2 separate regions of the Mus musculus genome follow, and region 2 is linked to region 1. Evidence: chromatin loops called from intact Hi-C (ENCODE). Cell type or tissue: gastrocnemius. All regions are shown on one strand. Region 1 holds the start of Lrrc8c (leucine rich repeat containing 8 family, member C). Region 2 overlaps Lrrc8c (leucine rich repeat containing 8 family, member C).

What was found. Hi-C counts contacts between places; a loop is a spot of excess contacts. Peaks named below come from ENCODE experiments on the same cell type or tissue, not always from the same donor. Only the 100,000 strongest peaks of a DNase experiment are listed, where the experiment ranks them.
Region 2: it touches region 1 in a loop (2.7-fold over the local background); 8 of 42 quality-filtered maps call a loop at or near these places.

The regions. Positions count from the first base shown.
Region 1 is chr5:105,515,705-105,523,704 of GRCm38, forward strand. It overlaps Lrrc8c (leucine rich repeat containing 8 family, member C), which reads left to right and starts at 3,767. Exons shown (of 4, transcript NM_133897.2): 1 at 3,767-3,926. In gastrocnemius, a CTCF peak has its summit at 3,610; DNase peaks (open chromatin) are centred at 3,050, 3,637, 4,124 and 4,446; H3K4me3 peaks cover 5,054 bases; H3K27ac peaks cover 5,009 bases.
Region 2 is chr5:105,583,819-105,591,818 of GRCm38, forward strand. All of the region lies in intron 3 of Lrrc8c (leucine rich repeat containing 8 family, member C), which reads left to right. Among named protein-coding and RNA genes, the nearest start is that of Gm32230, 56 kb to the right of the region's middle. In gastrocnemius, no CTCF peak of the experiment used is centred here; no DNase peak of the experiment used is centred here; H3K4me3 peaks cover 804 bases; H3K27ac peaks cover 5,296 bases.

The DNA.
Region 1 (8,000 bases):
AGTCCAGTTCCTTCTCAGACCCTTTCTCTACCCAGAAAAGGCTAGGTAGCGGAGAGAAGATTCTGAGTAAAACCCTGCCGGTGGTTTTGACCAAGCTTAAAACTTTACTTTCGTTATTACCAGACAGGATCAACTGACATTAAAAACAAGACAAAACAAGAATAGTTTTAAAATTACCCTAAAGAGTAATTTCAGCATCGAAAAAAAAAATCAGATGTTATTTATAGCCGTACCTGTATAAAATACTTAATTTTAGTGTAACTATTTTTAAAGTAAATTTATGGCACTTTCATATGTAGTTATTAAGTATAAATTCTCTACTGGCTACAGGATTCTGACTTCAGAGTCTATAGTAGGAGTTATACGGAAAGAATTGATATAAGTTTAAATTGGAAATCACAGTAGGAGTTCATAGAAGGTCCTGGGCTAGGTATTGGTTACAGACACAAAGATAAAGATACAGTCCCTGCAGAGGAGACAGTCCTAGACCTGATGGGGAAGCAGATATGAAAAGCTAAAAGCTCTGAGAAGACAAAGAAGAAATACATTTTCCAGGAAGGTGCCGGCTCCTGACAGAAAGTGATTAATTATGCTTTCGAAGGACAATGACAGTTTAGGGATTTTTTTGGGGGGTACACTTAATAATAAAACAATGCAACAGCATTGCCATTCCCACACCATCTACAAGAGACACCCCTAACCTCACCGTACTCCTAAAGAATGATCTGGATAAGAGCTGAAGTTCAAAGGTGAAGACTCTAAGGACCACATAGCTAGCCACACAGAAATTGAGTCCAGATGTGTACAGTTCCTTACCCTAGACCTTAGCCTTGTCCAGTCCAGAAATATCCATTCCACTCTATCACAAACAATCTGAGGTTAACTTGTATCTGTGTAAAGTTTAGACATAGAGCTTTAATCTGGAAGCTCAAATAAAATGTCAAATTGCTCCAGGATAGAGGACTTGCTGAAAACGAGGCCATGAGTTCTCTCCCTAGCTCAGAGTGGGAGGCAAAGGCTGGAGAAATGCACATAAGATAAAAAGACAATATAGAATCTCAGGTTAGCTAGCCAGCAGCAGCCTCCTCTCTCGCTGAACTCAAACTGCAGTTTGAAGATGGAGACTTCCAATTTCATGTGTTTGCCAGATTCCCTCGTCCATAACTTGTGAACACTAGAGTCAAGGGAAGAGCCCTCGGGCTTTTCTGAGACCTCTGGCACCCAGCACTCACACCTGATTGCTGATCTGCCCCATGTTTTTATAGGGAGCTTGCTAAGTGTGTAGTTTAGTTAAGGTAACTGGAGTGAAAAGACTAGACTTGGTGTTTGTAAGCTAGCAAAAACAAAGAGATGACCATAGCAGTATGGTGTTGTGGCTTTTAGACTAGTAACTCTCCATAATTAACGTGTATCATCAAACCCCTGTGTACAGTTGCAGAACTGCCCTGCCTGTCCTGTTAGGTCACCCCAGAGGAGATCTGGATACACTCAGACAGCAGCTCTGGAGACGTTTGTGATGGAGGCATGCGAGTCTCATTTCCAAACTTCAACACTGAATCTATTTTGCTTTTCCAGGGAGCAAAGAGTAATAACTTCAACAACTGATCTCGTGCTTTGGGTGCTTACAACATGAAGTGCTTGGTCCCTTTTCTTGCTGCTTTGCACGTTTTATGGAATCCTCCCAGCACCTTGCCGTACTACACCTAGATTACGGGATAGACGTGTACGAAGGAGCAGTCCTTCCTTGAACCTACAGAGGAAGAGCAGAGACATATGCCTGTTGCACCTTCACCAGCAACCTAGGGTTTACTGTGTCCTTGGCAGTGGGCTGGCCTGCCTCAGCGTACAGTCAGGATGCTAAGGACAACAGAGAATGCTGAAGCACCATGGGGAGGTGTTTGGAGAACAAGACACTGCGAGGAAGGCTTTCAACTTTAGGAGTTGCTCTTCTGAGATTTGTGCTTGGCTTTTTGTTTTTTTGTTTGTTTTGTTTTGTTTTGTTTTGTTTTGTTTTGTTTTGTTTTCTGGTGATCCAAACTTAAGGCCTTGAGACACTGGCCCTGAGCTACATCCCCACCCAAGTCCCTGAGGTAGAACATTTGAATTTAGAGCTACCTCATGGAGTATTTTTATATCTACCTGCTGCCTTACAAGGTACTTGGATCTCTCCCACCCCTCTCCCTTCCTTAAAGCAGACTACTAAAACTGGTCTCTGTCTTTCCCCCAGAGACACAAACCTCTTCTGCTTCCTCAGCAGAACACCCCACCCTAGGTTGTTAGCTTGTACCAATTCCCCTAAGGCCCCAAGGGGTTTAAGGTTGTCTTCCAGAGCCCACAACTACATTGGGATTAGAGGCAGTATATAATATTTTATTCTGTGAGCAGGAAGAACAGTTAGGTTGGGGGGGGGGGGTGCCGGGCAAGGAGGAATAGGCTCCTCCCCCACGGCCCCCATACCCTGCTTTTTATCATGGCTTGGAAAATGATTGTCTTCTATAAACTCACCATGCAGGAGCACACAAACTAGTTAATGGCTGCTGGCTGCCCGTTTTTGTCCTCTTCTGTCTCTCCCAGACTGCCAGGGCAGAGTAATTCTTTATCTGCGTCAAGTGCTCTGAGGACAGCCAGCTGGTTACTGACAAACTCTCTCTCTCTCTCTCTCTCTCTCTCTCTCTCTCTCTCTCTCTCTCTCTCTCTCGACTGCTACAGTGATCTTATCTGCACTTTTTCCCCCAATAGGCAATTTTTCTTTTTAGGGAGATGCCAGCTTTCAAGATGCTAGTTTGTGCTTTTAAACTATAATTGGGCAGAGAGATAGGCAGACAAACCCAAGGCTCAGATCAATGGCTGGGAGAGAATCCCTCCCCTACATCGTCTAAACAACAGGTGGTTCGGGGCACATTGTTAACTCTTTTGCACACACACACACACACACACACACACACACACACACACGATCCCCACCTCTGCCCACACAAAATCGTAGGCGGAGCTTTCATATGGAACGGCACCTGCTGCTCAAAGCCCAGAAGCCCATCTTGCAGGGTCCAGTAACGAGGGACTCCTGCCAGCTGGTCAATGGGATTGAGGTTGCCCAGGGTCTTAAGGCTTTGTAAACTACGGGCATCGGATTTTTTTCGTTCTTCCCTGTTCCCCTCATATATACCACCGCCCCCTCTCCACCCGCTTCCTGGACCTTTCATTCTCTGGGGAGGGGTTATCTCCAACCTGACCCTCTGGGAGTTCCCAGGAGGGCTATTTTTAGCAGCAGCCGCTCTGCTTCAACTTAGCCCAGGGAGGAGCTGCGGTGTAAGAGCGGATGGCGGGCTCACAGAAACCACCCGCTTTTTGGCATTGTTAGGGTTGCACACAGGAGGCAGAGGACCGATCTTCCCTGCTGTGCCAACCAGGTAGGCAGCTCTGAGCAGCGGAATCATCCAGCCGCGGAGAGGCTTGATTTCCCGGTGGGGAACCCGGGGCCCGCCCAGCGCGGGCCCGCCTGCCCTGGACGCCTGGTGGTCTCGGCAGAGGAGGAAGTTCCCGGGCATCGCTGCCTGCGTCACAGCGGGGCTGGCACCGCGGCGGCGGCTCGGCAGCCGACGGCGACCCCGGGGCTGGGCGCTGGGCGGCGCTGGCTGCCGCGGGCCAGGCGGCGCGCGGGGCGGCGCTGGAGGCGGCTCCGCTTGCAGGCGGGGAGGCACCGGGGAGGAGGAACAGGGCTGCGGAGCTGGGGCGTTAGCTGCGTCCCGGCTCAGAGCCCGCGAAGAAGACGAGGACCGAGGCGCCGCCGCGGCCGTGGCCGCAGCACTCTGAGCGCGACAAGCCATGAGCAGCGACGCCGCGGTCGCTTGCCGCCGCTGAGCCCAACCCGGACACAGCTCGCCGCGCCCTGGCATCCTTTTCTGCGGATACCCTCGCCCCCAGAGGTAAGTGCCGGGGACCCGCGGAGGGATGGAGAGGGACGGCCAGCACCCTGCCACTAGCCTCGGTTCTCTGGGCGCGCCCCAGCCTGGACCCGTCCACCCTCCCTCGTTCGTGACCCTGCTTCCCCAGGGCTCTGGGACAGGCACATTGTGGTCGCCTACTCAGCGTGCGGTTCGGGGATCCCGCTAACCCCAACCCCACCCAACCCACGCGGGCCCTGGCGTCCGCGCCAGGGACCCCCAGCCGGGAGCCCAGTACAGCCTGGCCGCTAGGTTCTGGGGACTGGGGGAGGGGCGTACTAGGAGAAAACGCGGTTGCTGCAGGGATGGCCATTCTCCTTCCCTACCTTCAAAACCCCCGGAGATGCTGGGGCCTGTTTTTTCTGCTCTTCTCCCCAACCCCCTCTCCTCCCTGGAAGATGCCTGAAGTTACACTTTTTGAGGAAGGAGGGGGAAATCGAAGGTCTACACAGAGATCCAGTGAGCACTAGTCCGCTCACCTGCAAGTCCAGAGGGGCCGGAGGGGGCTGCTCTGCATCCTAAGACCCTGGAGGCCAGGTGTCTAGGCCAGCAACTGCGGCCAGGATTTCTGCCTTCATCCCAAACTGACCCTAGCAGGCTAGCAGGCTCTCTCTCTCTCTCTCTCTCTCTCTCTCTCTCTCTCTCTCTCTCTCTCTCTTCTCCAGCGTAGAGGTGTTTGGGATGGAGTTAGCCCCTTGGGAGCCTCAGGGTGTGCTCTATAGACGCCAAAGCCTTTCTTTTTTTCCAGCAGCTAATGTTTCCCTCCCCCAACACTTGGCTGTGTACATCAGATTTCAGTTATTTTAAAATCCTTCAAGTTACCTTTCTTTGCAACGGCTCAGCCCACATCTAGTCCCCATGCTTAATGCGGATGTTTTATTAGAGGTTGAGGGCAGAGCTTTACTGAGTTTCCAACTCCTTAAGTATTTTTAAACTCGCAACAAATTAGTTAGGAAACATTTTTGGGCTCCCATCCTCCTTAAAGTGAAAAATAAGACTAATTGATCTTTGTGGGAGTGTCCAGGTTTGGCTCATAGAGCCTTATTACCCTTTAGAGGTGCTGTTTCACATCTACAGACTGCAGTAGCATATGAAGTGTGGCCTTAGCTAACGGTCACATTTCTGCCGAGTATGCAGTGCTTTGCTGAAGCTTGGACAAGGATGTAGAGTGGACTGACATTAAGATGCCACTTGGGCGACAGGGGAATACGAGTAATTTTAAACCACTTGGTTCACGCAGTTCTGCAACACTCCCAGCACCAAAGCTCTATACACGCTTCTCTTCATTTCCTGATAATTTGTAGAAAGCCACCAACCCTCGTTGTAATCTGAACTTGATAGACTTTTACTCAGATTTTGCACTCCCAATAGATATGTGGACCAAGCTATCAGATTAGATCTACACATCTCTAGTCTATAATACTTGAATTTCTTATGACTTAGACCAACTGAGAGATGGGGAGGGCAGTTTTTGCAAGTACAAACATTTCCCTCTTTTATATTCTAGACTGCTAGCAGCTAGGGGCCACCACCTCATTATGTGTAAAAGGTGGTAAGCATAATTAACCATTTCTCATAAGCAAAATGGCCTGAACTAGTGCTAGCAACACTCATCTATTGTTTCTCAGATTTTCAGGCACTTTGATGAAATATTGTGAGTTTTTGTTTTTGTTTTACTGGTCTTGTGTAACCCAGGCTGGCCTCAGACCTTGAACCTCTGATCTTCACAGTGCTGGGATTACTGGAGCACCACCACCCAGTTTATTCTGTGCTGGGGATTGAACCTGAGGCTTTGTTCATGCTAGACAGCCTATCAATTGAGTAACATCCTCAAGGAGTGTTTTTTATTTTAAAGAGGAAACTTTTTTAGCAAAGAAAAAGTTGTAAGAATTCTAACAGAAATGAACAACTTGAACTCTTATGTAAAGTTTATTTTTTAAAGAACAATTCAGAGTCAGAAATATTTTAATTTCCAAATACCCAGTTTTTATCAAATTATTATGTTTAATTGATCGATTGATTGATTGATTGATTGATTGATTGATTGAGACAGGGAACTGGCTGTCTTGGAACTTGCTCTGTAAGACCAGGCTAGCCTCAAACTCAGAGGTCTGTCTGCTTCTGCCTCCAAAGTGCTGAGATTAAAGGAGTGCACCACCACTGATTGCCAGTGACTTTTAAATCTTCTGTAGTACTTTAATCCATAGTCATTGGCACCATGGTAATAAAGCCCAAGTTTAAAGAGAAATGAAATAAAAGTTATACTTATTTAGCAAGACTTGTCTTAATGATTTGAAAACATTTCTGTTACGTTAACTGTCTGGCCTGGTGTCTCTCCCATCCTAAGAGGGATGGTTCCATACCCATTTTATAGAATGGGGCTCAGAGTTTATGACTTGGCAATGCCATGCAGATGGAATATCCTGAGTGGATGCAGTCGGGCACCATACTGCTTGCCCTTGTTTGTTTAGGCACAGTCTTGCTTTGCCACCCAGTCTTAACCTCACAGTCCTGACAATCTTCCTGCCTCAGCCTCTTGAGTGATAGAAGTACACATGTGAGTTCACCACATCTGGTTCTCTTTAGTTCTCAATGTTACCCCTTGTCCCATTATCCAAAGGCTCCCCCCACCACCTAAAACTAACCATAACACCTGCACAAGAAAACAGAAATTAAGAGCATAAAGTAACCTCTCCAGAGTTTGCCACGCCCTGGTTGATCTGCAACAGAGTTTGAATTTTGAGTAAGGACAGTCTGTTTCCAAAGCTGGTGTTCTTTTGACTGATTGCAACTAAATGAATAATTTGAAACGACCCAGAGGACCACTGTGTCCTCTCCCATCAGCTGCTCTTGGCAACTGTATCTCATGGACTATACATTCCCAGGATTTTCTCCCTCATCCCAGAAATGTTGGCTGTGTCTCTCATCTTGGTTCATCTGTGAACATATATTACACTAATGAGGTTGACGTTACTATGCAGGTGTCGTGGAGGTGTCTTTGACTCCATTTCTTTTCAATATAAATGGTAACCAGGCATGGTGAGACACACCTGAAATACCAGCACTCAGCAGGCAGAGGCAGGAGGATTGTTACCAGTGTAAGGTGAGCTTTGTCTGGGCATTGTGTGTTCCAAGGTGGTCTGGGCTACACAGTGAAGGCCTTTCACAAAAATAAACAAGTAAATAAGATATAAAAATATATCATAGAAGAATATATGGATTGGAGAGATGGTTCAGCGGCTAAGAACACTGACTACTCTTCCAGAGATCCTGAGTTTAAATCTCAGCAACCATATGGTGGTTCACAACAATCTGTAATGAGATCTGATGTCCACTTCTGGTGTGTCTGAAGACAGCTACAGTATACTTATAGTAAATAAATAAATAAATAAATAAATATTTTTAAGTATATATATACATTGTTTTAAATTGGCACAGCATACAGAGTGTAGCTTCAGGTTAGAGTAGTTGCTCTCAAGTTCTGGCTGCACTGAAAGATAGGTATTCAAAGGATGCCACATGATTGAGCCACATTGAGTCTGGTTTCCTTGTGTAACGGAGTTTTAGAGCCTAGCTCACTGCATGAATTAGATGAAGCTAGGCATGTAGAGACAGCTCCCTACTCCTCGCGGATGAGCAGTAAGGATTCCATTATCATAGCCTGTCTGGAGCTGCCTGAGATCTCTGCCTTCAGCTCTGGTGTCTTTTACTGGAGGGGCTGAGGACAGTGTTGCCATAGGCTCCGTCCTCCCCCATCTACCCTTGGGTTAAATTTTTTTTTTTTTTTTAGCATGTTTAACCTTTGAATCACATCCTTTCCTGAAGTCTTGAGTTAGAAACAAGCACTCACCTTTTTTAGTGTGTTTCTTTGTTCTGCACCACACATTTTAAAGAACTTACTGGAGCTGTTTCAGTGGCTTGGAATGTGTGTGCTTTGGCAGACAGACTTTCCTGTGTCTGCCACTCCAGGTCTCTCAGCCTTGCTTATCTCTCAAGGCCTGTGACAATGCCGGTATCTCCCCAGCACACACCCCACCCTCAACCGTAGGCAGAGCT
Region 2 (8,000 bases), 68 kb after region 1:
TATTGTGATATTGAGTGCTTAGGTAGCAGGGAACACTGACACCAGAAGGAAGGACATAATGGGTCTAGTAAAGGACACACCCTTGAATGACTGGGGCAGGACCCCTCTTAGCTGGAAGCATCTCCTACCAGAAAAGAGCAATGAAGTTTTTGTTTGGAAGGGGCATTAAAAGATGAGTCTTTGTAGCTTAGTTTCCCCATGGTATAGAAGGAGATGTGTCTGCAGAGAGACATGTTTGTGGACAACAGGATATGGTACCAAAGGAAGTAGTGTCATTCGGGCTTTAAGAAAGAGGACAGATTTAACAATGGCCAGTAGATGAAGGTGCTTGGGTCAGCAGGAAGACTGCATGTCTCCTCTTGAGTATGTAGAGCTCTGACACAGGGCAGGAAGTCCCCAACAATTCCATATTCCAGGGCTGGGCAGACTGCAGAAAAGAGGGCAAGGGAGGCCTGGGAAATCAGGGAGAAGTAGATTTAACTTATTTCCACCCCAGTGTCTGCAATGCAGCTGCAGATTAGCTCATTGGGCAGAATGCTGGTCTAGCCTGCACAAAGCTGTGGGTTCCATCCCCAGCACCCCTAAACCAGGCATACAGGTACACAATTCTCACCCGAGTGCTTGAGGAGTAGAAGCAGAAGGATCAGAAATTCAAGGTCAATCAAAGTTATGTAACAAGTACAAGGGCAGCTTGGGCTGAAGGAGAACCTTTCTCAATAAAAAAAAATAAAATTATCCTGTCTAATGGGCGTGACTCGGGAGAGGTGTCTGAAGTGATGGAGGAGGGGGACAGAATGCCAAGCACACATTAAGCCTCCTTGTTGTTACATCATTAGAGTCACTGTGTCTGCAGTACACCCTGTCTCTGTGGTATAGAAGCTTCTGGAGGACCCTCAGGACCACCCACCCTGCTTTCATGATTCACTGATATCAGATAGTCTGACCACCCTCAACCTCTCCTACATGCTGTTCCACCTTTACAGCCCTTGAGAAGGAATCCGATGCCAGCGGTCTAGACACAGAAAGTGTAGTCCAAGATGCTACAATTCCGAGAAGTGAGAACATTGTATCAAGTCACCAAGCCTGCAGGGCTCTGAACACATACTGGACAGTGGGTCCAGTTCACAGGCATCTGCATGACAACAATGGTCAGGCACCGTGTGGGGCGCTAGACATGGAATGGAACGTGCATCACAGCCCCAAACCCCAGTGTCGGGAGTCTGGAGAGCTTGAGAAGCAAATGCTGTTTTGGGGTGGCGCCTTACTGTCTCATGAGAATATTCACAGCGGTGCTGGCATCTCAGTCACTGGAAGTTAGGAACCTGAAGAGAAGATGAGCAAGGGAATTCGCAAACAATGGGGATGGAAATAAATACCAACATAAGCAGAAGACAGTCTGAACATTTGACAAGCCCTCCCAGGACCCACAGTGACAGGCTTGGAGGCCATTTGAGGGCAGAGTCAGGAAGAGTCTGAATCCTGTTTGGGGCACCCAGTAGAAGAGTTCCCTTAGTTAGAATGCTAAGTTCACTGCCGTAGAGTATCATGTAAGGAGACAACATGTGCTAGAATCCACATGGACTTTCATTACTTCCCAGAATGAGCCTGAAGCAAGACAAATCCTGTTTTTCAGATACGGATTTAGAAGGATAGACGTTGGGACAGCTTGTCCTAAAGCTAAGGGGTGCGTACAGGCAGCAACAGACCAGCTAACCCCCCTTCTCTAGCCTAGTGGTCCTTAACCTCCCTAATGCTGCGACCCAGTTCCTGATGTTGTGGGAACCTATGCAATTCCCAACCATGAAATTATCTCCTTGCTACTTAATAACTGTAATTTGCAACTGTTATGAATCATAATGTAAATATGTGATATGTGACTCTTCAAAGGGACCACAGCCAACAGGTTGAGAACCGTTGCTGTAGCCTCTGCCTCTCACCCCACACACTGCTGTAGACTATAGGGGCAAAGGGTGCACATACACAGACTTTAGTGTATAAAACTATATTAAAAACAAGTGCAGAGAGATAATGGGGGATATAAGGGTAGTGGGGGGATATGAAGCCACAGAGTGTCAACCATACAGATTCAGTTTATCTAAAGCTGCTCACTGTTGCCTGCTACAAGATAATAGCGTCTCCATTAAAGAAACAAGGGAGGAAAAAACTGCTATAAATGATTAAAGGACAATTTAAACACACTGCAGTGGACATACTGTTCCTTGAGAAAGGAGTTTAAGCTCCTGCTTGGGCTCTGCTGTGGAAACCCTCTGAAGCTGGCCTAGTGACTGACAGCTCCTGAGATACAAAGAACCCTCTGTGAAGCTCACATTCCTTTCCCATCACCGCAGCAATATTAAAACTACTAAAGTATGCTTTATGCCTTGATATTCCTCTTTGTAAAGGAGAGTGCAGTCATGCTTAGGCCTTAGTTACCAAGCAAGTTCATTCCTAGGTTTGAAAACCCTAGCAGAAAAAAACTACAGTAACCGGGCCACTGATCGGTGATAGATCGCTAACCCAGCAGCCTAAGTACCTTGAAAACCACCTTCTCTGTGGCCAGTCACGCTTGCTTGTCTATCACTACAATGTACCGTTCATAAGGTACAACACAGTGCAGCTTTGAAATCACTGGGGGGAAGTCATTATCTATAAAAGGGGGATTGGTTAGGCTCTTACCCCAAAATGCAAAAGTTAGAACCAACTTTCTGGTCTTACTCATCCGACAAATATTTATTCATCTCTAAGCAAGTGGCTACTTCAAAACTACCATGGCAGGAAAGAAAAAAAAAAAAACCTATGTGTAAAGAGCATTCCTTACGTGACACAGGCCACAGAAGAAACAAGAATCAATTCTTCATAAGCCAAGAGAGCCTCGGAGTGTGCATATCCTATTCCCGGACAGCTACTCACCCTCAAGGACCCACAGAGTAAACACCCAGCCTTGTGCTATAAACAGCGCTATTCAAAAACTCAGCATACTCTATAAAACAGACCGAATCCTGAAAGGTCAACACGCCACTTCCTGGAAAAATCAGATTGTTTTAGATTTCTGCTCAGTGACTCCAGGTTATCTTATTATAACCAAATCCACAACAGCCTACAGGCAGCCTGCTACAAATATAGAGTGAGCAGTTAAGAACCAGAAACAGGAACTTGGGAGGGGGGGGGATGCAAGGTCCCTGGAAGCCCTGGGGACCTGCCCTGTGATTGTTACAAAGGAAAAATATTTCCTGCTTTCTGAGTGGGGTGGGAGCCACAAGAGAATTATTTCAATGATTTATAAAAAATGTCTTGGTGGGTTTAGTCCAAGCACTGAGGTAAACTGGCCAACAAGTTCACTTATTAACTTACATAGCTGAAGACATCTTGGTTTCTGGTGCCCATGGAAAATTGTCTCTACTTCCCTGTGGAGCCATGGCAAATGGCTTTGGGTGAGAATGCTCACAGGCAGCACACCGAGAGTCCAGGCAGAAAAAAATCATAAATTCTGGAGTGATTTCAGAGGCTTCATTGGCATGGACGACTCTAGATTTCGCTTATACTATAGGAGGAGCCCAGAAGTCCTTACAGGGCCTTAGTTTAAAGTGAAATTCAATATTCTGGGGAAATAGTGGAGGTACCAGTGAACAGGTTGAAAATAAGACCTCGTTGGACGTGGCTCGGTGGTGGCTCAGGCTAGAATCACACTTTAGGAGCTAAGGCAGGTAGTACCATTAACTCGATACTAGCCTAGACTACATCCATAGCAGCCTGGGTTGCTGAGACCCTCTCACCAAGAAAAAACAAACAAAGGCTTCGTCTAACATATAAAGTTCCTCTGTACCTGCTGCATCTGTGTTACCATGGTAACCTGGGGACTTGAGGAGTGTCAAGTAAAAATCATTTCAGCTGTGAAATTAGTACTGCAAGCTGGTCTCTCATCTGCAGCGGCAGTGGGGAACTCTGAGGGTAACATGACTTCAGAGTCCCACTGCACCTTGATAGAGAGAGCTTTCTGAGGTTGGACCCTTGTGTCATCGGGCTTTATTCAAGTGTCCTCTTGCCTAGGACTTTGCTTCTCTTGTTCTGTCACGGTGACGATTTAAAGCGCAGTGCGTTCCTGACACCAAAAATAATGTGTGAGTCACCTTCTGCCCCTCTCTCCTGAGTTTGGGCAGGAATTGGGGGCTATCCCGACCCTCTGATGCATCCACTGCTGATCAGTGAGAGGAGACACCACCCTTTCACTCACTGTTATGGATCGATACGCTTTGTCGTGTTTCTACTCAACTTCTTTCCCCTCACATCACAAAGTACTGACAGAACACTGTGCTTTATCTCCACGTGAGAGCAAGGAGATCCATCACATGTTTAGTCTCTACTGCTGTGGACGTGTGTGTAAATCCTTCCAAACTTATATTTAAAGGTCTGGATCAGCTGGGTGTGGCGGTGCACGCGTGTCAGTCCAGCACTCGGGAGACAGAGATGGGAGGACTGGTAAAACCTGCAAGCTAGCCTGGGCTACCTAGTGAGGGATGGATAGCAAAATAAAAGGAGGATTGGAGGCGAGGGGGTTGTTTGCTACAGTGCAGGAGGAGAGGGGGTTGTTTGCTATAGCACGGGAGGAGGTGCCCTTTTTATTTCTTTCTCCTCAAGGTGGTGACTGAGATCTCTGTCTTCTCACATCAGATCCGTTCTTCCTCATCACCGTGACCGTGTTCCTCCATGTTTTCTATCTCCCAACTCTCCCACCCCAAAACTCTAGTGACTCTTGTATCCATTCCTCTCAGGAGTCAGAGGTCCTGCAGTGCCGAGGCTAAAGCTAAACAGCACCTTAGTTGACAGCTTGGAATTGTCTTGCTTGTGTCTGAAGTGTTTCGTGTCCTACAATGCATGAGGCTGCTGCTACTTCCTCCTTAACATTCTTAGCTGAAACCATATATTTTATTATATGCATTTTATAATTCCCATCCTTTTGGAATACCTAGCATTCATATGTGATGTGATACATGGCATTGCATGGTCCCAGACGGACTAAGAATAACACTCAGGCTCCTGTTCTCTGTCAAACACTGGAGAGTGGTGTAAAGACAATTCATCCATCATCCTTAGGGCCAGGGTCTCACTGCACATAATCAAGCATAGGAGTCAGGCGTGGCTGTGCAGGTCTGTAATCCCAGCGCTGAGAAAACTGAGACAAGGGATGAGAAGTTCAAGAGCAGCCTTGGCCACCGAGACTGCCAGGGCCAACCTGGACTAGATGAGAACTTGTCTCAAACTAGATAAATGAATGTATTGCTTAATTGCTTAATTTTAATTAATTACGCACTACCAGCTGGAAAGAGACATACCAACTAAAAAGCTTAAAGAGAAAAAGGTGCTATTGAAAAGAACAGGAGAAGGTGGCTCCTAGGAATAAGCCAACCAGCAACAGGAAATAAGCCAACCAGCAACAGGATATAAGCTAACCAGCAACAGACACAGTCCTTACAGGAAACACTCAACTAAAATGTAAATAATATGACAGGTAATTTGAAAAAAATGGAAAGATATTACACATTTTCGGTAACCCAGAAGTGTTGAGGTTTGGTCTGTTGCTATGAATTTGTAATGCTAAATTCTGAACCGGAAGGGCTAGGCCTATGAGTGACTTCTCCCTTTTACCAGCTTTTGCTGTACAAACCTTGATTCTTAATTTAAAACTATTGGTTTAAAAAACTGGCTACAGCCGGTTACTGGAGGGATTAAAGGTAGGCAGGTTTTGTGTTACCTGGTTGAGGGTTGAGAAGGAGGAGAAGAAGGAGAGCAGAGAAGGCACCATGAGAAGAGAAGAACCATGAGCACGTGGCCAGGAGAAACAGCAAGTACTGGGAACACCGCTGGGGAGGCAGCCAGGCTGGCAGTTAGAACAGTAGATTAGGGGTGACCCCAGGAATTGTCAAAGCCAAATAAAATAACCACTGTCTGAGTCTCATTCATTTGCAAGCTAGTCTGGGATAAGCTTACACTGGTTGGACTCCACAGGAGTGACACCAGAAACATGTCCCGTCCCCAAACATTATTTTATAGAGATCCAAAGCAATGTTAATGAAATTCTATTTAGATTTTTGTTTTGAGAAACTTTATAAATGTCCCCCAAAATTTAAATGAAGAACGCATATTTATTTTGATCATGGGAAACAACGATGGAAGGAATGAAAAGACCGAGAGGCCGTGGGAGAGAGGACGGGGCATGTGATGTCATGATGTGCACACATCTATCCGGGAACCTGTACTATTAGCCCCTTCCCCTAAGTTTTTTGATACATGTCACCCACGCACAAATGTGTGTGTGTGCATACACACACTCAAGATTATCGCCTTTAGAGAGGATTCTCTGACTTTCCTTAAACTGCATCACTCGTTCTTCCAAAACTTATCTGTCTCTTCAAACGTGGACTTGGAAATGACCTTGTAAGCATTTTTATTGTTCTTCACAAATAGAGAATTCATTAGCACAGTTTCACAAGAGAGAACATTATCAGCTCTGAAGATGAACCATCACTTAATAGAAATGGGAGTCCAGTTGTAAGAATTTGTATCCAGTGTATAAGACTATGAACTTGATAAACCAGGTCTCATCTGTGGGATTCACCCCTGTACACTCAAAATGGAAAGCAGCAGCAAGCCCCTGTAACTGCTCAAAGGAGTGGGAAGCCAAGAGTTACAAATAGCACGTTAACCATCTACTGACAGCAAGCATATGAGAGCAGGGAAAGGGGCTGAATGCTGAGTTACACTCATGCCCTTGTGAGCTCCACTTGCTCTGACAGACTCACTCACTCAAGTTTCCTGTACCCTCAATAGCCTGTTAGTCCAGTACTTGTTAAAATATTGATGAGCTTCAGAGCCCTAATGACCCAGTTCCTCTCAAACACCCTGCCTCTGAACCCTGCTGCATTAGGGACCAAGCCCTCCATACATGGGGTCAGGGGCAGGGGTATTAAAGGCCCAAACTATAAGAGACTTCCATAAGGAAAGTCTCTCCCATGCATTCTAGAATGGGAATTTTATGGAGGAATGTTGTGGCTTGAGTCAAGACCCTTCTGAAATGCTGTTAGGTTACGAGTGTATGTCTGTTATTGGTGATTCCCCTTCAGAAGGGTGGGGGAGAGGCATGGGAGAAAGAGCTATAAGAAGAATCCATGTGTTGGAGAACTCTGTTCGTGGCACATATTCCTTATAGTTATAAGTGGAGTTCACTAGTGATGAACATGTCCAAACCCAGGCTGGGAAAATAGGGGGATTTCTCAGTGGTTAGAACACTTACTGTGCATGTGTGAAGACCCGAGACTAAAGAACCCAAGCAAAGCCTGGCACAGCCACATGTGTCTCAAGTCCTGTGGTCCCACAGTGACATAGGTTGTGGCGACATGGCAGGATCTGGGAGCCCAAGGGCCACCCAACCTGGCATCAGGGACAGGAAAGAAAGATCCTGTCTCAATATAAAATGTGAGGACTGACACCAGAGATGGTTCTCTGACCTCAGCATGAACACCATGGCAACCATGTATGCCGTGCACAAACACTCATGTATATACATTCACATGCACACATAAACACACACCACACATTCACACACCATACATATACACGCATACATACATGCACACTCACGTATACACATACACATTCACACATAAGCTCACATACAGGCACACAACACATATACATAACATACACACACATACAAACATACACACATACATGCAACACACACAACACACATACATATAATACAACACACATACATACAATACACATATGCCTATTTACATATATATATATACATATATATATATACAAACACAACACATACACACACCATACACAAACACATCTACTCACATATATACATATAACACATATACACACCATATATGCACACAAAATATATACACACAAACATGCCTACTCTCATATATACATACAACACATACACACAACATACATGCACACAATACATACACACAATATATACA